Linked DNA regions of Mus musculus: regions 2 and 3 are each linked to region 1. A link is a loop called in an ENCODE intact Hi-C map of the cell type or tissue named here. Cell type or tissue: heart. All regions are shown on one strand.

Region 1 (8,000 bases):
TGTTTCCAAAGGCCCTCAAACAGCCAAGAATTGATTCTCATACTATGCTTCTTGACACACATTTTTTTCACTACATAACACTGTGCATATTTTCCATTTATTTCTTGAATTATCTACTTACAGTCTATTTGTATGTAACTAAGAAAAATATCTCAAATCCTCCACTGATAGATATATTTCTGTCTCCTAAGCCAATTGACATTATTAAAAGAGGGAGAAAACAGTTATGACATCTACCAAAAAGCCAAAGCACCAACGTTTAATGTGCTCTTAGGACCGTGCTTCAGCTTACAGAAATCAAGGCTGATCATTCGAAGGGCTAATCTCAAGTATTCACTCATTTAATAACTATATAACTGTATCATTACAGGTATGAGAAATCAATGTTGTTGCCCATGAAATAGTGTATTTTCATGAAAGCCAGAAAAGTCAGGTCTCACTATTTGATATTTAGGTCATTGTTTCATTACACAGTTTTTGAGAGTGAATGTATTTCATGAATGACATAAATTGGAATGGGTGTCTCAATTTACAATGCTCTTTATAAATATTATATGATATTTTTATAAAATTATAAAAATATTTTCTCATTGCTCAGCAACAATATTGCTTTATGTAAGAACATGTGAACAAATCTGTCATATAATGAAAATCCTTGGGTTCATATTTTCTTGCACATATTATTGATTCTTACACACACACACACACACACACATGGTTAAAGTTTAACTCAAGATTCTCTGGACTGATAAACTGCTCATTTGAGCCCAAGATAACACTGACAGTCATAATTTATCATGTTGTAGGTTACATGGATGAAGTACTGCAATCATTTATCAGTTTACTTCTCAGAGATAAAACCATCTTCTGAATCTATTTACTTTAATTGATGGATTGTAGAAAATGGGCTGCATCTGTCACTGGCAAGAAAGGTATTTATTTATTTTAACCATGAACGTCTTTCTACAATGTATATTTTCTAGTGGAAATATTTTACATCCAAGGAAGTACCTCAATAGATTTAGAGGTCTTTTAGTTCATTAGACTTTTAGACTACATTGGTAAATTATCTGTCACTTTACCATAATTTCTGGTGGCCAACACAGATAATCACTATATAATCCCAGAGAAAATCTCTCAGAGTTCAATGTAACAGAAACTCTGAATATTTTCAGCATGCTTAAAATTTCTCATTCTATTAAATGGGAAGTTTTCTCAGTGACTTTTTAGTTAATGCTATACTGATTCTATAATTTTGTTTTTGTACTTTTGTTCTTATGGTAAAATCAGTCGAAAGTGTTTTTTTCTTCATCCATATTTACTGCACCTTTAGCCCCAGATTTCCACATGTGTTAAAGATAAACTTAGGTAGCAAGGGAGGTTCTTTCTCACAGTCTACTGGCTTCATCAGAATTGAAGAATTTGTTCTAGCTCATCATCAGAAACTACTCATAAAGATGATGTTGAACTAAACTTAAGAAATATATCTATCTGAATATATTAAAAATTGTTTTAAAAACTAAGATTCTTCTTAGATTTAGACAGACTTATTTAATGTTAAGTCCCATTCGTTCCAGCTGAATTTTGCTGTAATATGGATGTATTTCAGCCATCATTTTTGATTAATAACAGCAGATAGTAAGATAACAACACAAATTTTAAGAAGCTAACATTTTATGGCAAATCTTACGTCTCAATATTCTTTTACAGTTTTTGTTACCCTCTGGAGTCTACTGTGGACAATGTTAAAACTATTTTTAGAAGATGAAAACAAGTTTCATACTGTTTTAAAGAATTACAGAGGTTCTACCTGGTGATCATTACCCAGAAGCATAAGGCAACTGTAGAGGCTTAAGTGAGTTAGCGAAAAGAATGTTCCCTGCAATTAGTAAGCATTTATAACCTGAACAAACAGGCATGATTGATACGACTCCCAGAAAGAACTCAAAGACTCTGGGCTTGATTTATTTTATTTTCTCCTTTCTCAAAGTTCAAAGTATACTTTCTATACTTTGAGAATCTAATATCTCATGAGAAAACAAAACATTAAACAATAATGTTAAGTTTTAAGCATTTTTAATGTATGGACATGAATAGTTCCCTCAGAGGGAAGCTTTCCTGTCTTTCTCTGACCAGCTACGATCATACTGTATGAGGTCTGTACCTACCCCACTGGGTGGAGAGGAAATCCATTCCAATTCTGTTTGTTGTGCTTTCGAGTCCAGTAATAGTACTGAAAAAGAGAAGTTTTATTTTCAATGTTACAAAAAAAATTAAGCACATCTCTAAACATTTTAGGATAAATCTATTTTTTATATAAAATTGCTACTTGATGACTTAAGACTTATATAAATGCATCAAGCAGTGAAGAGCCACAAAATACAAGCATAGGAAACTTTCTAGAGGGGGAAACATATTAAATTATACATGCACTTGTTTATACCTTCAATTAAAGTATAAAAAATATATTCCCAGTGAAACTAACATAAAAATGAGTTTAGAAAGCTAAGCTCAGGTACAATGGTTGTGCAGTAATAACATACAAGATCTTTGGAAGTCAGGGAGTTCACTACATTTAAAGACACGAACCTACTAAGATATCATCCCCACACTACTATTCAGCCTGGCTCCACTTTTCAATATTCTACCAGCGATACTTCCTATCGTCTCTTGACAACTGGGGTTTAATATTTAAAGGGGAAAACCCTCATAGCACCTTGCCTTCTATCAATATGAATATAGAAATGTTAAATCTATGTTAAACAATGCTACCATGAGGAACAAGTCTCTGTTATCTACAAGCTGTGCTTTTAAACAAGACAACCATCAGCTTTCAAATATATATATATTTGAAATTATATATATATATATATGTATATATATATATATATAATTTTAAATTGGACATTTTTCAACATACTAGCTATTCTCTAGATGGGTTAAGCTCCCAGCTGACTTTTACAAGGAGTTGTATTCCATCTTTAGACTACCAAAAACATAATTAATATTTATGAAAATTGTGATTAAAGTATTATTTGTATTAATGGAATAATTCATTAGAATGTTACCTGTTATAACACATTATGCTTTCAGTTGGTCATGATGTTACTCTAAGATAATTATTCTTATAAAATACTTACTGACCGAATTGATTTTAGAGCTACATAGCTTTGGTGTTTTAAAACAATATTCCTGACTGTCAGCATTTTCACAAATAATCTATTGGTCCAGAAATCATCGTGAATATTCTTTACATATGCTTAATGTCACCTCCAGGAAATTGTTCAAATTTTGACTTGAAAATATGTACTCAGATAAACTTCTTAATATTGAAACATATTCAGACTCCAATTTTAAAAGGTTTATGCTTTGAAAGGTAAAGAAGACGGGTGTTGAGAGACAAAAGAAGAGTAGATGATGCGCTCAGTTCCTTCTCCAGGAGTCAAAGTTATCCCCAGTAAATGGAAACAGATAGATACAAAAACAGGAGTCTGGTTTTAGTGTAGTGCATTTAAGATTGTCGGGGGGGTGGGGGAGAGGGATCGACTCCCTTTCAATTAAAAATACAAGTCACTTATAAATTTTCAATTTGTGTTCTAACTTGGAACACCAGTAAGTCGTTGGATTAGTGTATTCAGAAGAGCAATTGAGAAAGGATAGTTTCACAATACCTTGAGAAGGGATGAAGCCCAAGGAAACAAATTCAAGTCACAGAACTCTCTTTTGGAATTTATTGTGGGGGATGGGGAGCTTTTATATTGACAACAACCAGTGGATTTTAAACCTACATGACCTTTTGGGGTTAGTCTTAAGAATGAAATGAACCCTGAGATTATCCTCTCCTGCTATGCCTTTCCCCTCGGCTACCTGCTGGCCGGCAACTTAGCAAAGAAACCGGCAAATCAAGAGGAAGTAGAAGGTGGCCACCGAGCTGGCGAGGCTTTCGGAAGCTCTGGAGTGCTGAATGCAATCGCCCCGTGACCGTCTTCCCTCTGGACTGCCGTACCGAGTCAGCCTCACTGCGCGCCCCGGAGAAGGCACAGGGCAGCTGGCCGCTACCGGGAGTCCAGAGCCGCGGCTCTGCGGTGAGCCTGGAGGCTCCAGCGCTGCCCGAGCATCAGGGCGGGGCGGGGCGGGGCGGGGCAGCCAGACGGCTGCGCCCGCCAACCTAGCGTCCATTACACTTCCAGACCTGGGACTCCAGGGAGCGGGTGGCGCCCAGCCTGGGCAGGAGTCGCGAGGAACAGACGGGCTTTCGGGAAGCGCCTCCTCTGAGGGCGCGGCGGCGGTTGTACTGTCGGGATGGAGAGCAGCGGCCGCAATTAGCCTCAGCGTTCCCGGGCCACTCCTGCCGCGCTAGGGAACCGGGAAAGGGGACCCGGGAGGTTGGTCGCCACCCCAGCTGCCCTAGAGGCCGCGCACCTGCTCGCGGCGCTGCTGGCCAAGCTCCTTGGGTGCCGTGATGCCCCGGGCCACCTCCGGGTAGCAGCGCTCAGGGAACGCCACCGCCTGATTGCGCGCCGGAGCGCCCCGAGCGTCGCCACCGAGAAGTCGGGCGCGTTCCCTACCACCTGCCTCTTAAACATCTTGTCTGCATCTAAAGAACTCAGGCTCCGAGAATCAGAACCCTCTCCACGTAGCACCGGAGGAGGAGAGCAAGAGAGGCCTGCTGGCTGCAGGCACCTCTCCCCCTAGTGATGCAGTTATTTATAGCTCAAACTCCTGCTGGAGTCTGCCAGAGCTCGCGCGCGCCGCTTCGCCGTGCGGGGCAAACTTTTCCTTAGATCCCGCTATTCCGGAGGAATCGGGACAAGGTGGCAGGGTGTCGGTTTCTGGTCACCAAAGTCAAGAGGCTTGAAATGTATGTTTGATGTGTGTGTGTGTGTGTGTGTGTGTGTGTGTGTGTGTGTGTGTATGTGTGTGTGTAGCAGATGCTGGTCCACCTGCAGACATAACCATCAGCTCAGAGGCACGTTTTTCTCTCAATGGATTCAGCGTCAACACAGACTGCAGATGTGCAAAGTGGGGCCAGAAGGTCAGGCTGTTCCAAAGTAGGGTACTGTACCGGGTTGGGGATGTTGAGTTAACGAAGAAGGGTGGACGAAGAGAATAAAGAAAAGCCGCGTGAAATCTTAAGTTTTAGGAATAAAAGAATCGAGGACCAGTATGCCCCCTCCCTTTAGTACTGCTATGACCTAAATCTAACAGATCTCTCGCCCTCCACACCCCCGAACAGGCTTCTAAAGTATCCAAGAAATCAACCTTAGAAACGCAAGCTTGTCAGATGAGGTACCGGTATTGTGACACTGCTTAGCAGCAAGACACTTCCTTTGACAGGATTTATTTTTCCCCAGCTCCAACTACAGGCACCAAAAGGTATTTTACCTTTTGCCAATGGTTCAAAGGAGACGCAGGGAAAAATACCCACGTACAGGCGTATCCTGTGGTCAAAAGAAGCCTCCCCTCGCGTACCAGAACTCGTCCCCAGAGGCCAGGACTGGCTACTTGGACTCCCGGAGTACCGGACCTGGGCCAAGTGACGGGAGACTTCTCACTCGGTGGCCTCTCCGTGCAAACTGCCGGCTGCGGCCAGTCCTCCCGGCGGCGGGTCGAGCCCGAGCCCCGCGCGCTGCCTCCCCTCGCGGCCGCATTGTTTCGAGCGGCAGCCGAGCGCCCACCGCAGGCCCGCGCCGCTGCCGCCGCCGCCGCCGCCGCCGCCGCAGTGAGCGAGTCGGCGGGAGCCCGAGCGCTCGCAGCCACGGAAGTCTCGGCTCCTCCGGGGAGGCTGGGGGCGACGCGGAGCTCCACTCCCCAGGTTTCGAACCAACTCTCACTGTGGCGTCCACGGCAGGCCGACCGCAAGAGAAGGAGCAAACGCGGCGGTTGGAGCTGAAGACCCGAGATGCCGGATGCAAAGGAGCTCGCTCGCCCTTCAGCCTCGCCACCATGGCCCCCCGAGCTGCCCGGCTGCAGAGCGCGCGCCAGTCCCCGGCCACCCCTTGGAGCTCCGGGGCCCCGACTAGTCCCGGCCGGTCGCCTCTGGTCGATTGGAACTGAGGGCGGGGAGGGGGCGGGGGGTCGAGGGAGGGTCGCCCGGCGCCGGAGGCGCGGCGGCCAGCGCCGCGGACCCGTCGGCTCGTGCAGGTAGACAGCGAAATAAATAAGTCAGAACAAACTTTGCTTTCCTCTGGCCTTACCTTCCTTCGCAGCCTGCGCCTCCCCCGTGTGTGCAAAGCCAAGCAGCCAGATGTAACACAAAATAATCCACGAAGGGAACCGAGTTTGAACAACCATGGTGCATGAGCAGGTTTGATTTTTTTAGGCTGCAGTTGGGTCGCAGCTCTTTAGATGCTGTTTGCTCCGAAGTGGGTTATTATTGTTGTTATTATTGCGCTCCTCGCATCGATCCCCTTCTGGGTCCCAGGCCGTCTGCTCCACGCTTAGCTGTTTGATTTCTCTCTCCCCCCTCCGGTTCGTTCGCACCGTGTTTGCTGCCTGCAAGTCTCCGACTGCAGACCGGCCGCTTGCTCCACACTCCAATAATATCAATTAGGGGGGAGGAGGCGGGGCTACGAACCCAGAGCCTCCGCCACTCCGACTGAGTGGCAGCCGCAGCCCGCCTGCTAGGCGGCGATTCCCACGGCCGGGGGGCGGGTCCCTACGAAGTGGCCGCCTCTACCTTGGAGGCGGGGTCCTGAGCAGGAGCCAATCAACGCCGAGCGGAGTCGGGTTGCGAGTCCAGGATTCCCTCCCAGATCGGTTGCCGGGAAAGCGGGGACGAGCCGCGTTAGGCCAGCGGCGTGCAGTCGGGAGCACTTGGCTTTTAGCTACTGCAGCTTCACTGAGCTGAATAAACCCGAGAATAACTCTCCCGTCTTACACTCCTGTATATAGCAGTGCTGCTCAACGTCTTCTAGACGGCATAGGCGAAACAAGCCTTCCCTCAACTACCAATCACCGACCCCGACCCGGACAGTGAAACTGAGCTATGCTTTTAGAACGCCTTTTACTTTTTTGTTAGCAGCCTCAGCAGGTCGGATAACTTTGGTTTTCTGCCTTTTTTCTTTCTTTCTTTTCTTTTCCTCTCTTTTGTTTTCAAAAGTTTGAACTTCTGTTCTGTAACTCGAGAGGCATGTTTAACTACTACTCCCCTATCTCTGGAAAAATAAAATTAATCAAAAGTGCCCCCCGCCCCCCAAAAGAAAACCTTTCAATGTTTGCCTGAGTTCACAACAACCTATGACAAAAGAAACAGGGAAAGTGGGGCTGGAGAAAGGAAGTCTTTTGTTTTATGCTCGCCTCTTCTCTCCTTCTATCTTCAGTTTCTTCTCAGGCAAAATAGGACCTTAGAAAACGTTTCTTGTCGTTTTTACTTACATGCTTCTCATTTTCTGGGGTCTTTCATAGGTTGCTCTACTTGAATTGTTTCCCATTTCGCTGTGTAAATAACATTCAGTTCTAAAGAAAGCCGCCAGGTACTAAATTCACATAGCCATTCCTTCTACTTGGGCAAACATTTACTATTTTCTGTAGTTAGTCCATAATTATTCTGTAATTATCTTTCTAAAAAAAGCTAAGACTAAAAATGTAACCAACATTTCCACTTGAATTCACCCAATCCTAGCTACAAGAAAAAAGTGTGTGGAGAAATCTGTTTTCCATTAGGCAGTTTTGCACACTTTGCAAGCAAGAGGTGGTTGACATTGTAAAATGAAAATCTTAAAAATGTAATGGCCAAATCATCTATGTCAAGGGTCACACTGAGTAGATAAGTACGTCATATTTTAAGATGGATTTTCCTTTTATTGTTCTATATTTTTAAAGAAAAGGAAAGAAAAATAAACACTCATTGATGATCAGCCTTTATTTCTGATGGACAAAAAGTTCAACCTCGGACTTCCTGGTTGACCTCTGGAAATGTGTGCTGGTTTCTCTCTGATATGTACAGGAGGGATAGTGTAGATAAAAAGAGATTACAGCCCCCAGATTCTTTTCTATTT
Region 2 (8,000 bases), 480 kb before region 1:
TTGAGAATACGGACCCCCCCCCCCCTTGTACCATCCCATCATGGCACATGAAGTCTCTCCAGAACTAAGCACATCATCTCCTACTGAGTTCAGAAAAGGAAACCCAATTAGGATAATGGCATCCACAGACACTCAACAGATTCAGGGACAGCCCTTGCTGCAGTTGTTTGGAATACCTGCATGAATACCAAGCTGCTCATCTGCTATACCTGTGCTAGGGATCTAGGTCCAGCCCGTGCTCACTGATTACTGGTTAGTGGTTCAGTTTCTGGGAGCCCTCAAGAATCCAGGTTAGATGATTCTATTGGTTTTCCTGTAGAGTCTCTATCTTCTTTGTATCTCTGAATTATTCCTCCTACTTTTCCTCAGGACTCCTGGAGATCTGTCTAATGTTAAGTTATGGGTTGCTGCATCAGTTTTAACTGGCTGCCGGGTAGAACCTCTTAGAGGACAGTTATGCTAGGTTTGAGTCTGCTAGTATAACAGAGTATCATCAATAGTGTCAGGGATCGGTTCTTGCCCATGGGAAGGATCTCAATTTGGGCCAGTCATAGTTAGCCATTCCCTTTATCTCTGCTCTATCTTCGTCCCTGAAAACCTGTTGGTAGGACACATTTTGAGCCAAAGGTTTTATGGGTGTATTGCTGTAGTTATTCCTCTACTGAGAGTCTTGCCTGGCTACTGGAGGTGTCTACTTCGGGCTCTGTTTCCCCCATTTGTAGGAGTCTCAGCTAGTCATGCCTATAGACTCCCTGACAATCTCCCAACCCCACTCTACCTCCAGTCCCAGGTGTCTGACATGTCCTAGAGATACCTTCCTGCCTACTACAGGTTTCCATTCTCTTTCCCCTGCTATTCCTAAACCTGATTTCCCCTCACTTTATTCCATACCCATTTCCTCTCCCACCCAGTTCCCTCCCTCCATCTGCCTCCAATGTCTATTTTCCCTACTGAGACAGATTCAATTATCCATTATAACCAGAGTACAATTAAAGTCTTATAAAGGCACTAGCTAGATGATGGAGAAATTAAGTTGGTATATTTCTGTAGTGGTTACGGTTATTGTTGCTATGATGAAGCACCGTGACCAACAACAACATAGACAGGGAAGGGTTTGTTTGGCTTATATACATATCTTCAACTGAAGTCCATTGAGGAAGCCAAAGACAGAAACTCAAATGAAGCAGGAACCTGGAGACAAGGGCAGTTTCAGAGGTTATGGATGGGTTCTGCTTACAACTGATCGTTATTGCTTGTTTAGCCTGATTTCTTTTAGACTCGAGACTACCAAATCATGATCACCCAAAATGGGATTGCCCCCCTCCTTTGTCAATCACTAATAAAATTACCTATAGTCTTGTCTGCTTAGAGGTCAGTCTTATGGAGGCTTTTTTCTCTATTGATGATCTCTCCTCTCAGTTGACTCTACCTTGTGTCGAGTAGACATAAAGCTGGTCAGCACAATTGTGAATCATTTTCTATGTTTCAACTACTAGAGAAACTGATCTTTGTAATAAGATTAAATCAGCTCTTAAATTCCTGTTATTTTCTCCGTCATCATCTCTCTCATTCGATAATCCTGAATGGTGGGCTATTTAATGTATTTAATGTAGGCAACAGAAGCATCTTTTGACTATTTATATGTGCATGTATAACATGAGGAATGAATAGATTAGAGAGGAGAGCATTTGCAGAACTCTGAGTAACCTCTAAAAGTCAGAGACATGTGGATGTATATTAACTGAATTTCATGAACAGTTTAATTACTAAGCCTAATTTATATTTCAAAGCATTATTGCAAGTCTATAAATTACTTATATGGCTTAGACAAATTACTTGCTTTCATTCTTATATTTAAAAGCATTTTGTATTAACTAGTATCTTGAAAAATATAGTTATGAATATGTTCTCAAGGTAAGAAAGAAATTATAGCTGGAATGAAAAATCAATTTGTTGAATCTATAATTTTCGGGTTATAAAATATTTTCACTTTGAGAAATACTAGCATTAACTGCCCCTATTTATTTCTTAATTTGAAAATATTTGACATACCAATATATGTGCCCCTCAGCCCCATGACTGCACACCAATCTCTTAAGGATCCTTTTGGAAAAACTACTAGATGTAGTAAATATATAGAAAATAGTAAACCAAGTATATTGTACTTTTCACAAGGTAATCTTACAAAGACAATTTTAAGTAAAACCAGTTTTGTTGAATTAATGAGTAATGCACTACCAAGAACCTATAGAATCCCACCATTGTTCTGGGAATGGGTATATAACTCATCAAGACTGCAGAAGAAACTTCACATATTTTTTATATGAATAAGTGGAATAATTTCACATATTCTAAAGTAAGCACATTTGGTTCTCTTTTAGGTGATGCTTAGCAGTGTCATCAGTGAAAACATAGGTCAACTGGGTCCCATCATCCTAGGTCCTGAAGGAAAGAAAATACATTAAGTTAATCAACATAGATTCCCAGGAAGGATACATGAGATTATAGTTAACTACCTTACAAAGATAGGCAGGATTCATTCTGTGCAATAGACTCAAGATGACTGTTGGGACTGAAACAATATATAGTCCAAGTAGCTAATGGCTGGATAATTTTTTTTTTAATTTAGAGTTTATAATTTTTCTCTTCTGTTAAAAGTCAAAGAGAAACACTAAAAGAAAGCAAACATTATTACACAATTTCACTGGGGTGGGACATAGAAAAAAGTGGGTAATAAATGTGTCATACCACAGTTTTTCAAGCCTCTGCACGTGTTAGACTAAGGAAATGAGAGGATAAATCTCAGCTGCAGCCATACTGACTCTTCTGTGGTCACCACTAAATGTCTAACAAGCATGAGGAAGAGGATGTATAATAAAAAGACAAATGAGTGTATACAGACAGCTACTAATAATGTGCTGACCATAGTGGGGATGTTCTTGTAACTGTGCAACTGAAACTCACACTCCATGCTTCAGTTAAGGCCCCACTATACAATGGATGTGGAAAGTTGTGAAATGATAATGAAAAAAGATTGACTCTGCACTCAATAATCACAGGATGCAAAAATATAATAAGGCCGTAGACTAATGGCTCAGTGCATAGGCTTCAATAATCAGTATGCATAGCTTTGATAATCAAAGGTGATATGAGAACCTTTCCTGTGCAGAAACACATGTTTACAGAGATATTGAGTTGGCATACCATCTGACATGGTTCAGTGTCTTTGGAAAGGAGAGAATCATGGTTGAGAAAATGCCCATAACATCTGGGTGTTGGCAAGCCTGTTCAGCACTTTCTTAATTAGTGGGAGGACCCAGCCCATTGGGGGTGGTGCCTATTCCTGGGCTGGTGGTCCTGGGCCTTGAAGGGCAAACTATGAATCTGCACTGTCCCATGGCTTCTGCATTATCGCATGCCTCTAGGTTCCCACTTTGTTTGAGCTCCTGTCTCAACTTTCTTTCTTTTGGCCAAGGTGGTTCATCACAGCAATATTAACCCTAACTAGGATAGATTTCTATACAGTTATTAAAGTTTGGAAGGTACCTGTCTCCAATGCATATCCACAGGTCTGTTTGGTCATTGATTGCTGGTCACAGCCATGGACTGTCTTCCTCATATTAATCATGATATCTCTTTTCAGGACTGCCTGACAGTCTGAGGGAAGTCTTACTATCTTACTCTGCTGGGGCATAGTGTCTTTTAAACCTTAATTTTTTGAAACCTATTGGTTAAATGTTAAAAATAATGCCTTACATTGCTTTAAGATTAAGTTGGGAATCTCAGAGTTAAGGGACTTTACTATGGGTGGATACAGGCAGTAGTGAGATATAACAGGAGTCTGGGGATCCAGGCATATCTATATAGTTGGTGTGGAAACTGTCAGTTTGTTGCTTGAGGCTGACTGTAGTACTCAGTTCCATGTCAAACGGGACTCTTTCTAGTATTAATCAGTTATAACATGTGGCTTCACCCAGAAGAAGACAATTCTTGTAGTGCCTTGTAGTCTTAGAATTAAAGTAATCAATTGTGATCTGTGAGTTATGTACAATGATCTCCATGCAACATGGGGAAAGGGTTTCTCAGGTTATGAGCGTCAAGTGGGAAGGTCACCAGGAACTATCTTGTAGGCTGGATTCTACAAGTGGCTCTTAGCACAATCTAACTCTTAATCAGTTATCAATATTGGATTAACTGCTTCAATTTCCTTCACATGTAAAATAAGGAGATTCTATAAGGAAAATACTCAGGTACCTTCTGGTTTGTACACAGGGGAACTAGATGATCACATTATCTTAATCTCAATAAACAGCAATTATGTGATTATTAGAAGGGAATCCCAGATTCAATCAAAGCTGGTGAAAAGTTGATCTTTTTCTACTGGGGAAACTTGATAATTTTACCTTGCTATGAATTATAATAGTTACTCATGAAAATACTGCTAGTCCTAAATATATTGTACTTTGTAAATCTGGAGAATATTAGTAACTTAATCATTCTTAGATTATGTTTTAGGATTTTAACATTAAAACCTAGTGTGCTTGAAGAACTCCCCAGCTTTTAACTACCCTTCTACATAGGCCAGCATAGTTTTCTGGAATACTTTTTAGACCATCTTTGGGTATGTTGTCATTGGGAAGCAGTAGTTCATGAACGATTGCCTTAAGGACTTTTAGGAGGATTGCAAATTATTGAAGTGGAAAATCTTTATAGGAGATCAAAATATATCCTAATACCAACCCTGCGGTCTTGTGGCGAATAGTCAAGCATGGCTGCATAAAATAGATTGAATAAAACCAGCAGCATTCGAAATCCCTGCTTCCCAGAATTGGTGATGGATGACGCCAGCCAGATGCCATCAACACCAACTTAACCAGTCATTTCATCATGAAAGTTTCAAGCTTTGGTAAACTTCTCAGCAACCTTACCTTATTATTGTCAGAGCAGAGATCTCTGCTGTCAGCAGATGTCACCATGGATTAATAATTGCATGGTTGACACCTAGAGAATGGAACATTCCTGTTCACTGGGAGACAGTATCACTTGACTACGTGCTGTGTATATAAATCTCAGGTGAGATCTTCTCTTTTATGCAAATGAGTTTAAAATCAGCCATTGCATATTATTCAATTAAAATTTACAGATATTTCATCATTTAAGATCTAACCTACATAGGCAAATATAATCTGACAGATTGCAATGTTAAATAATAATTATTTGAAACAGTTTTCACAATTCTATTAAAAAGTTTCTCAGATTTTACAATTAAAAATATGACTAGAAGTACACTATCTTTCTGTTTGGTATTTCCAGCTACAAGGCCTTTATCCCACACTCCTCCATTTCTTCTTCTCTTTTTGCTCTCACATCCTTTCTCCCCAATCAACACATTGCTCTGGATTTTGGCTTTCACTATTGTTAGGCCAATAAAGAAACAGAACAGGGAGTACAAAGAAAGAGACTGAGTTTGAGATATGTTCTTTTTTATTATATAGTTGCTAGATGATATTCAGCAGGTTAAAGTCAGTTATGCAGACCAGTCTCTTCCTTCATACTTAAGGGTCTCATATGGAAAGGACTCTATAGTGTTGCACTATTCTGGGGATCACTTTAAATGTGAAGATCACACCTTTGCAGGACAGATGGGATTCACAGCATCTATAAGGCCCTGAGCTCAATCCAAATAGAACAAAAAATTTATTGTGAGACTCTTTCTAAATGATTATTTTGTTAGATTCCATTTGCATGATCAGAACTTGAACATTTCAGCCAGTTTCTCTGTCCCCTCTGAGAATTCTCAGCTCCTTAAATTATCTTCCCCTTATGTGCACTTTATCACCAGGAAATTTGTCTTTTCTTTCCCAGCGAAGATCATACCTAATTTCAGATGATAAAAACAATTTCTCTCCCCCCCTTCACACACACACACACACACACACGAGAGAGAGAGAGAGAGAGAGAGAGAGAGAGACACAGACAGACAGACAGAGAGAGAGAGAGAGAGAGAGACAGAGACAGAGAGAGAGAGAGATGCACACATATGTGTGCAAACATATATTGAGCCCAGTTCACAGTAATTGACCTGAGTGATACTGTTTACCCACTGGACAGTCGTTTTGTGTTGACTTTGTGCTCTACTTGGCTGTGGAGTACATAGGAGCCAAAAGCAGCACAGCAGGGGAAACTACGAGTAAATATACACTCAACAAAATAACTAATCAAGATGTAATTCTGCCAGAGTAAAATTCTTCCATGCAATCCTGATGTAAATTTCAAAGACTGTAGAAACTAACACTTGGGCAATGAAGAAAAGATCAACACTATGAGAGCCAGGGGAGTTCTGAGAATGTAAATGGACAGGAGACCTCTTCATACTGGAAGTAAAAAAAAAAATGTGTTTTCTTTTCTAAACAAGATAGTTGATCTCTGGTTATATTCAGGGGAAAAACCTAAAGAATTATAGCCAAGAATGGTTTGAAATAATTAATAATATTTTAATTTAAATTACCTTTAGAAAGTATTATTGATCAAAGTGGGAATAACTATGCCATTAAAATGGAAAATGTTTATAAGAAAATCAACTTTAAATTCTGTAAAACAGACACAGAGGAAGATAATCCAGTTTTATTTGAGCATATTTACTGAGTATACAAATCATCAGTGCTTCCAGAAAATAAGATATATTTGTATTCAATGAGTGTGTTAGAATTTCACATTTATGTGGATTCTGGACCAATAATCATATTTTAATATAAAATAATAGATTCTTATGGATTGAAAATGGATTGATAACAATTGTGCAAACCCATATGTCAGAACCAAAGAGTTTACTGTTTCTTTGTAGTTCTGTTGTTAGTCTTATTAAAGTAGTGAATAACATTTTTAGGTTTTCTATACAGACTAATGGGTAAGAATCAGTATGTTCATAATTTGCTGCCACTCTCCTGCCAAAAAAGTGAGGCTATCTCTCCTTGCTCTTTGAATCTGCGCCAGTGTTGACTAAGGCAAGGCAGAAGTGACATTAGGTGTTCCACAGCCTTGGTTTTGAGAAGGTTTATAGTTTTTTTTTGTTGTTGTTGTTGTTTTTGTTTTTGTTCTTTTTTTCTTAATGCTGACCTATGACAAGGGTCAGAAGCACAAAAAGTGAAGCTGAGGCATCTCAACCGTTCCAGGGTGAGCTACAAACATGGAAAGCCATTTGGAACTAGCTGATTTTCACCTAACCTGAGAATGTGCTGTAGACACAGGAGTGAGCAGATAGCATGTCCCTGACAAGGACAGGCCATCCCCATTGAACCTTGTTCAGACTGTCAACCATGATCTTAGAAGCAAGGAAATTGTTTGAAGTAGACAAACAATTGGGTGTGCTGTGTTCTATTGTATCAGACAACTAATAAAGGAAACCATTAAACAACACGCAGAAATATCTCTTCCTGAATCATTTCAACTTTATTTCCCAGCATTTGTCATATACTGTCATGATTAAAAACTTTCATGGGTTTTCTTTTAATCCGTACACACAATTTCCCAATTGTGACCTTTGAACTGTATATCCACTTACTGTGTTGACTTCTTGAACTCAGAGGTTATGTTTGCCAGTTGATGTCTAAGCTACATGAGGATACATAAGCTTATTTTACCATATTTAAGTGTCAAACTACCCTAAAGGTCATGGCCTTTCTTGAATTTTTGAGAGCTGCTTCAATATTTAGTGATTTGTGTATCCAGGTTTCCACTATTTGGAGCAAATCGTTAGTCAATACACAGGATCCCTTTCAAGCTGGGTTCAGAGAAAATACAATTCACCTCAGGATTTGGCAAGCTGTTGATGGCCAGGGAAAACTAAGAGTCCTGCCAGATCCACTCGGCTTTAACCAAGTCAACTGACAGTCATTCTCAGTGGGTTCTAACAAGATACTACCTCATAGAAAACAGCACAAAAAAATAGATGTACAAATTTGGAGGAACATTTGAATCAAACAAGCAAAGATAAAGTGTAG
Region 3 (8,000 bases), 300 kb before region 1:
AGTAGTCTCTGATGCCTCTTCTCTTACTATCATTCATTTCTTCTAGAGCTATGTATTGAGCCTCTACTCTGTGATGGGCCCCATTTCTAACATAGAGCCTTAACTAAAGAGATGGGAAACTAAGTAAGTAGTGTTAAGTAGAAAAACTAAGTAAAGAAGAGGTCAGAAATGAGTTATGTACAGTTTTCTATAGTGTGGAGACAAAATGACCAAGCTATAACAGGCAAAGCATGTGAAGCAGTGAAGGCAGGAAGAGAATTGGGTGATGAGGCAGGACCATGATAAGGTAGGATAGGTAAACAAGGATACTGGTATTCCTGGAGCAGCATGATCTGATAGAAAATAACGCCAGGGCCAAAAAGGGGGAGTGGGTGGGTAGGGGATTGGGGGGGTTGGTATGGAGGACTTTTGGGATAGCATTGGAAATATAAACAAGGAAAATACCTAATTAAAAAAAAAGAAAATAATAAAAGATGCAACCAGGAGGAAGATCAGTAGAAAGTTCATCAAGGGTCTTGCTAGAATACTAACTTTATTTTAAATGGGATGGAACATCACTAAAGAATCCAGATAACATAGGTCTCTTTCTGCAGTTGTATTCTAAAGGAACGCTTGATCCACAAAGGAGGTCAATAATGGGGGTCTGAAGACAGTTAAGACACTAAGCTGGCGGTCCATAGTTTTGGAGTGTTTGTGGGATGGTGAGAGATGCTGGCATCTGGCAGTCTACCTACAAGCTTCATCCTGGGAGTTTGTAATCACTGGAGTCAATATGTTCCATTTTGAGAAACTGAACTATTTTCACTTTAGCTTCTTTTATGCGTAACCAAGACAAATCTCCTACGAAAAGCAAGGCAAGTAACAATCAAGAAACAAGTCCTGATATTTCACATGAAAACATTTAAGACACATGAAGCTAGTTGTTCTGCCATTCCTTTTCGGGTTTCTTTGGGGACCAAACATCAAAGAGATGCAGTATGTAGACAGATCATGTTTTTATATTAATTGTTGTTAATGGATCAGAAGCATTGGTGGGCGCCTGTAATTCTAGCAATCTGGAGGTAGAGGGAGGAAGACAGAGCATTCAAGGGCAGCCTGGGCTACATGGTGAGACACAGTATTAATGAGGATAATGTGGCCATCATTGCAAGAGGAAAACAAAACTACTGTTGATGAAATTATGAGAAAATTCCCAATATACCCATGAATCAGCTACTTTTGTTCTCTAGCCAGAATAATTTTATAAAAATCCTCTTAGGAGTTAGGTTTGTTTTCATAGTCAACAAATTTCACCTACCTTTCTTCCTCTGTTAAAAAGACCAAATCTAAAATGGAAGCAAGGTCAGGGGGAAAATACAGTTATAAACTGTCATACTTCGTGTTATCATTGCTGTGATTAAACTCCAGGACCAAACCAACTTGGGAAGGAAAGGACTTATTTAGCTTACACCAATTCAGCAGATAATGAAGCCAAGACTAGTTTTCAAAACAGAAGGAAACTTGGAGGCAAGTGCTGATGCAAAGGCCATGGAGGGGAACTACTTACTGGCTTGCTCCTTATGGCTTGCTCAGGCAGCTTCTTATGAACCCAGGAACACCAGCCAAGGGGATGGGGAATGGCCCACAATGGGCTGGGCCTTCTGCCATCAATCACTAATTTTAAAAAGTCCCTACAGGCTTCTCTGCTTACAACCTGATCTTATGGAAGCATTTTCTTAATTGAGGTTCCTTCTCTGAGATGCTTCCAGATGTGCCAAGCTGACAAAAATAAATAAATAAATAAATAAAATAAAAATAATAAAAATAAAAACACCTAGCCAGCATGCAAACCCAGAGATTCCTCAATATCCTTGAACAATTAGGACATTATTGTATTAATAGGCCAAAAAGACAAAGTTAAAGTTAGATGAGTAATAAATCCTCGGAGCTCTGCATTTCTGTTCTCAGCCACAGTATTGTCGACTGTAGCAGGAAGGACTGTTTTCTGTTAACCAATGGATTGCTTATCTTCAAAATTTAACCAATAAATACATACTGGAAATTCTTGTGATTTTAGCTTTGCCTCCAAATTCAGTGAATTTCATCTCATGTTCTTTCCAATCTGTCAAATGGTTTGCATTTATTTCTAACGGCAACTTCAGTCATCACTAAACAACAACAACAAAAAATCTCTACAATCAAGTATAAAACATTTCTTTGGAAATGTCATCTCATCCTTTGTTGGGCAAAACTTCATTGTTACCTAAAAAAATAAAACAACTCCCCCCCCCCCCCCCAAAGATTGCTTTTAACAGATGAAGATGAATTAAGGGTAAAACCTTTCAGATAGAATCTGACAGAATAAACAGGGCTCCAGAGGAGGGTGACAGCCTCTCAAGGACCCTCCCAGGATTGCAAATGAAGATAAGTCACAGAGTGAAAGAGCAGCATCCTGTGGCTTGGAGACACCAACATTTTCTTCTGAGTTTAATTCTTGGGTAATGCTAAGGATTAAAATGCCAGAAAGAAAATTGTAGGAGCCTAGAGATAGAGAGGGCTCTGGTCTAAGCTGGGAGGCCATGCATTATCTTCTGTGAATAGACTCGCAGCCTAACGCTGCAGGTCTAGTGGGAAAGAGGCTTTGCACACACCACCCATTGTTCAAGCTTTGTTGAGCCAAAATGACTAGAGACTTTCTTTTCAGGCCTTTCAGGGAGGAATGGAAAGAGGAATGCCATTGGTTCCCAGCAGAACATTCCACGTCTTCATCTCCCAGGATCCTTCTCCTTTAAGAGGAATCCGGTCTGTAATAGGTAGGCCCACAAGGCGAGGGAAAATCATGAATACAGTTACTTCTCTCGTGACTCACAAGACAGCATTTCTATTATGAAAATGTTTTATTTGTCACGGTAGAGTTAACAGAGCTGTGGTGACATCTCACAGTCTAGATTGAAAATACTAGAAGACAAGGAAGAGGAAAATTCCCTAGAAGCCATGATACTCTCCAGAGACCTACAACTAATATTTTTCAAGAGCCCAACAAATAGCTATGCGACCAACGATGTCATTTTGTATTAAGGCAAGAATGAAGAAATTACTAAAACTTTCAAGCCCTCATTTCCAACTTCCATCCAACTGGCCCATCTCCCAGCAGGCTAGAAAAGGAGAAATAAACAAACAGATGAGAACTGAACCCTGTATGTATTGTAGACTAGCTATCTGTGGTGGATTAGCACTTTCCTTGCATGCATGATTTTGGCATAGTTTGCCATTTATACGGATATTTATGTATATTCTTTTTTTGTTGTTTTAGAAATGTAAAGTGAATTTAAAAAAAAAAAAGAAAGAAATATGATCATACTGTAATTCAAACTATATTCCAGGGATGCACTCCTCAAAGCTTCAAGATTGTGTCAAACAGCTATTTTACAGCTCTCTGGGTTTCCACTAATCAGCAAAAGTTACTGGCCTTAGAAAAAGCCAAGTTCATTGTCTTGTAAAATACTGTGGGTATTTATATCACAGCGTGATAAATCTGAGGGAGAAAAGAAAGCGGGTAAGAGATTTTTTTTAGATCTATTACACCATTTAACTCAAAGAATGTTTATATGACCCACTGCACAAAGTTTAAATACATGAGGCGGTTTTGATTGTTAACTCCCTGAACTTGCTGGCGGAGCAACGTGAGAGGAGACCTTCCAGAGCAGTGTGCTCCGGTGGTGTTATCTGCTGTGCTGTGCTTTTGTGTCTTGTCAGCTGCTTCAGACATCTGCTCAGCCCCATAAAACCCACACAAAAGCATGGCCATTTTGTTTGTTTAGAGTTGGGGAGCATTAAGTATTATCTGGTTATTAGTTAAGTCTGTTAGATAAGAGAAATTTACTGATAAAGCCAGTTTCCAAGGGAAAGAGCTTGCTAAAGCCACTCAGTGCACTTCCTAAATAGTTTTCCACTTAAAAACTATAGACACACACACACAACTAAAAAAAAAAAAATTTTTTTTTATTTTACTTTAAGTACAGGCCTGATAAAATGAATAAAAGGTACATGCTGGTTTTAAAACATTGCAGTTGGGGTTGTCGCCTCTGCCGGTGCCATACTTACAGAGACACATTCAGCAGTTTCTCTCAGAATTCCTTCCAGACAAGGGAACTAAGTCTGCTTGGGAAGGAGGAGGACGGATGACAATCAGGTACCCCACCCCTAGAACTGGTGAAGAGACAAACTAATCGTGCCACAGTTCAAGAGAAAGTTTTAACACGTAAGGATTCCAGGCTTCTATAAAATACATAGCTAGTTCTTAAAGACTCTAAGGGTATGCTAGCATTTGTCTCTTGCTCCAAGCTCTCCCTCCCTCCGTGTTTTCCTCTCCCATCCTTTCACTGGCCACTCTCCATCTGTTGAGTCCTTGGCTCAGCTATTAACGTTCTGAGGGAAATCGAAGCTTGGCAGAGGTGAGTCCCGACGCAGCCAGGATCCCACCACTGCTAGGCCTGCTTCCAACTCGCTCTCTATTGAGGCAAGTCTAAATTTAGCCTGTTGTTGCTCTTGCTGTTTGTTCAGAAGGGGCTTGCCACCACGGGTCTTGGGCACAGAGCCAGCGTGAGCTAAGGCGTTATTCTCCAGGTGATCAGGAAAGGCACATGGTCATGATTCCCAAATCCAGTGATACAACCCACCATGGCAAGAGATCGTGGTGAGATAGCCTGGAGCTCACAGACTTTAAACGATGGTGCACATGAAAGCCACTGAAATGTTTTAGCCGAGTTCAACTGAAATTATTTTGATTGCTAAAATATATGTTTTTTTTTTAATCTTAAAATGCAAAGTACTCTAGCATAAATTAGTTGTATAAGGACAGGGAGCCTCCTATGATGGACCAAACTGGCACTCTGTGGCCAAATTTATTCCTCTGGTATTGACACATGACCACTGTGTCAGCACTAATGGCCCTCAGTAAGACATGCCTTCTGCATTGGGAATAGAGGACAGAAAATGGGTTATAAATCACTTCCATGGAAAAGAAAAATCTCCACACCCTTGACCAAATTTCTCCTCCAGTTACTAAAATGATGCTTTTTTTTTTCTTTTTAACAAAATTTCTCACTGAAGTTGTATTCCTTTCTTTCTCCATTTCTTCTCTCATTTTGTCATATATAAATGTCAGCCACAGCATTAACCAGAATCTGTTTTTCTGGTCTTTGTCTTTTGTTACGCAAAGGAATAGCAGAAGGAGAGTGATATATGAAGGAATTTTTGTGCTTTTAGCTCACTGTGTTATAAGCTGGAAGTCAGAGATTTGGTGCTGTGTCTGGCAAGGGCCTCATGTTGCATAATGAGGTGGTAGACAGACTTACCTGGCATCAGTACATGGGAAAGTGACAGACAGCGAGCAGGTGTGTGTAAAACAGACAAAACACACAGGCAGCTCTCTTTCTTAGCAACCCGCTCTCCTGGAAAGGAACCGATTTCTGCCCTAGCAGAAATCTTACCACCTCAAAATCTGACCTCATGCTCTAAGAACCATCTCTCCACTTAATCACTTTTCAAAGCTTCTAACTCCCAAATGTGCTCCAACACCAACAAATTTTAACTGACCTTAACATGGACAAACTATTCCAGGATTTTGTCTAGTTAGAATTTGTGCAGGGCTTAGACCTATTGCACCAGTCTCTGTGAGATCATATGTGCTCCGGGCCTTTTGTGTCTGAAAGACTCTGCTTCCTTGGAGTCACCTACCAACTCCGGATATTATAATCCTCCCCCTGCCTCCTCTGTATAGAATGTTGTGCTTTGACGGAAGGGTTTAAAGAAGACATCCCACTTAGGGCTAAGTGCTTCGAAGTTCTCTCAGGTCATGTCTGAAGAATTGACCAGCTATATGGGCTCCATGTTTTCTGTAGCATTTTTGTTTTGTTTTACTTTTTTTTTTGCTCTGTTTTTGTCTTCTTATTTTTTGTTTATTCATTTTGATTGGAATATTTTGGGTTTTGTGTGTGTTTGTATGTGTGTTTGTTTTTAGAGACAGTGAAAAAACATAAGTTTGGGTGAATGGGAAGGTAAGGAGTATCAGGGAAGAGATTGAAAATACGAGCAGACTATATAGTATAAAAATTAATTAAATAGAAGCAAGCAAAAAAAAAATAAAGGTATGAAACCATAGAAACGCTAGTTTATAGCTGCAGTGTAGTATCAGGGTCTACACCGACTGTCAGATTTCTTGCCATGTTCTGGATGTCCCTGTAATGGCCCCACAGCTGTGTGGGGCATAGTTATCCATTCTATTTCAGGTTAAGCTTTTTCAATATGAAATACTTTATTTCTTCCTATAACAGTATTTCTGGCTTCTATCTCTCAAGGCTCTGACATAAGAGGAGCACAGCATCCCAGTGATCCCATAGTCCTCTCTGCTCACACCACATCCTCATCCTAGTTAGTATATAGGCTTAAGATGTCAACTCTCCAAAGACAATTCCTGGCAACATCTAGAGCTCAGTCCTATTTGGTTTGTCATGCTCTACCTTTTCACTTGGGAAAAAAAAACCAAAAACCAAAAAACTAATGTATCAAGATCCAGACTCCAACCCTTTTCTTCAAACTCTCTACTCTCCTTTCAGTCTTGTTTTAGCAAGTCAGATATCTGTCCTTCAAAGTCCAGAAAAAGCCCTCCAAATCACCCATGATACATCTCTGTTTTGCTCAGTCTTTAACTTCCTCTTTTCCTAGCAACAATTCGGTTTTATCTTTAAATTATATTCAGCAATGTTCTTCTCGTTGACATTAGCACCAACCCACCTAGGAAAGGTATCATTTCGCCACCTGAATTAATGGAGTAGTCTTCAGGTATTTCATCAGGATTAGTCCAAACAAAACAATCTGGACCAGATGGCTTGGGGCAGATACGATCAAAACTCTATTAAACACCCACAGTGGTTTCTGCTTTACTTGAAGCCTGATTTCCTAGCAACGATTGAAAGGGGGCTCTTCCACTTTCTCTTTGTCCACACTTTCTACAGGACTCCAAACTCTGTTTTCCCTGAACTCTCCTTAATCCATGTGTGACCATACTGTTTCTATAACCTGGAATGTTTTCCTCCCAGTGAACCACGTGTCTGTGCTTTTGCATGCATTCAGGTCTTTGTTCAGCTTAGCAGGTTGGTTTCTTCAACTTTACACAAACCTAGACATGTCTGCAAACAGGGTACCTCAATTTTCTCCATCACATTGTCCTGTAGGTACACTTCTGGGGGCATTTTCTTGACTAACCTTTGAGATGGAAGTGTCCAGCCTACCTGGGAAGTGTTCCTAGGATGTGCAAGAAACAGGCTGAGTTAGCCATGGGGAGGAAGCCAGTGAGCAGAGTCTGTATTACCTCCATTTCAGTTCCTGTCTCCTGGTACCTGCTTTGGCTTCCCTTATTAATGCTGAAGTGTGTTCAGGATATTTAAGCAAAATAAGCCCTTTCATTCCCAACTTTCTCTTTGTAGTTATATCATTATCACAGTAATAGACAACACTTAAGAATTCTCTGAAACACCATCACATATGTATTTGAAATACACGCACCCCAAAGCACATTCTTACTGTTTTTGCTGTACTTTTTCATTGTTTTAAATAGCATAGAGTTTACCAATATGCTTCCTCATGACAGTCACTTAAACCATGTTTTCCATGAGTGAACAAACCCCCTTTTATTTTATTTTTCACTAGAATTTCACAGCAGAAAATGCTGCCAGACACTTAGTGGGGACTGCTAAATATGTGTTGAAGGACTACTTAAATTCATTACATATAATGAATTCAGAATAGCTCAAAGTGAAAAATTACATGCCTTGACCCAAGGTAGTTACCATGGACAGTGTGGTAAACTGAGAAAGTCAAATATGTATTTGAGAGTATTAGAATATTATTGCTGTTTACTTTCTGATACAAACAATTACATTATACAGATAAATATATTATAATTGAGTGCATCAACATGCAGGGATTACTAATCTGAGCCCCACCTTCTAAGAATCTCT

The links. Hi-C counts contacts between places; a loop is a spot of excess contacts. Peaks named below come from ENCODE experiments on the same cell type or tissue, not always from the same donor. Only the 100,000 strongest peaks of a DNase experiment are listed, where the experiment ranks them.
Region 2: a loop joins it to region 1, with 4 times the contacts of the local background. A loop is called at or near these places in 4 of 42 quality-filtered maps.
Region 3: a loop joins it to region 1, with 2.5 times the contacts of the local background. A loop is called at or near these places in 3 of 42 quality-filtered maps.

What each region holds. Positions count from the first base shown.
Region 1 is chr4:28,811,678-28,819,677 of GRCm38, reverse strand. It overlaps Epha7 (Eph receptor A7), which reads right to left and starts at 6,547. Exons shown (of 17, transcript NM_010141.4): 1 at 6,198-6,547; 2 at 2,169-2,233. The coding sequence starts at 6,294. In heart, a CTCF peak has its summit at 4,684; DNase peaks (open chromatin) are centred at 4,237, 4,687, 5,917, 6,667 and 1 weaker place; H3K4me3 peaks cover 4,638 bases; H3K27ac peaks cover 4,257 bases.
Region 2 is chr4:29,288,845-29,296,844 of GRCm38, reverse strand. No RefSeq gene overlaps it. Among named protein-coding and RNA genes, the nearest start is that of Gm52716, 200 kb to the right of the region's middle. In heart, a CTCF peak has its summit at 4,950 (motif pointing right); no DNase peak of the experiment used is centred here.
Region 3 is chr4:29,114,567-29,122,566 of GRCm38, reverse strand. No RefSeq gene overlaps it. Among named protein-coding and RNA genes, the nearest start is that of Gm52716, 26 kb to the right of the region's middle. In heart, no CTCF peak of the experiment used is centred here; a DNase peak (open chromatin) is centred at 4,466; H3K27ac peaks cover 2,012 bases.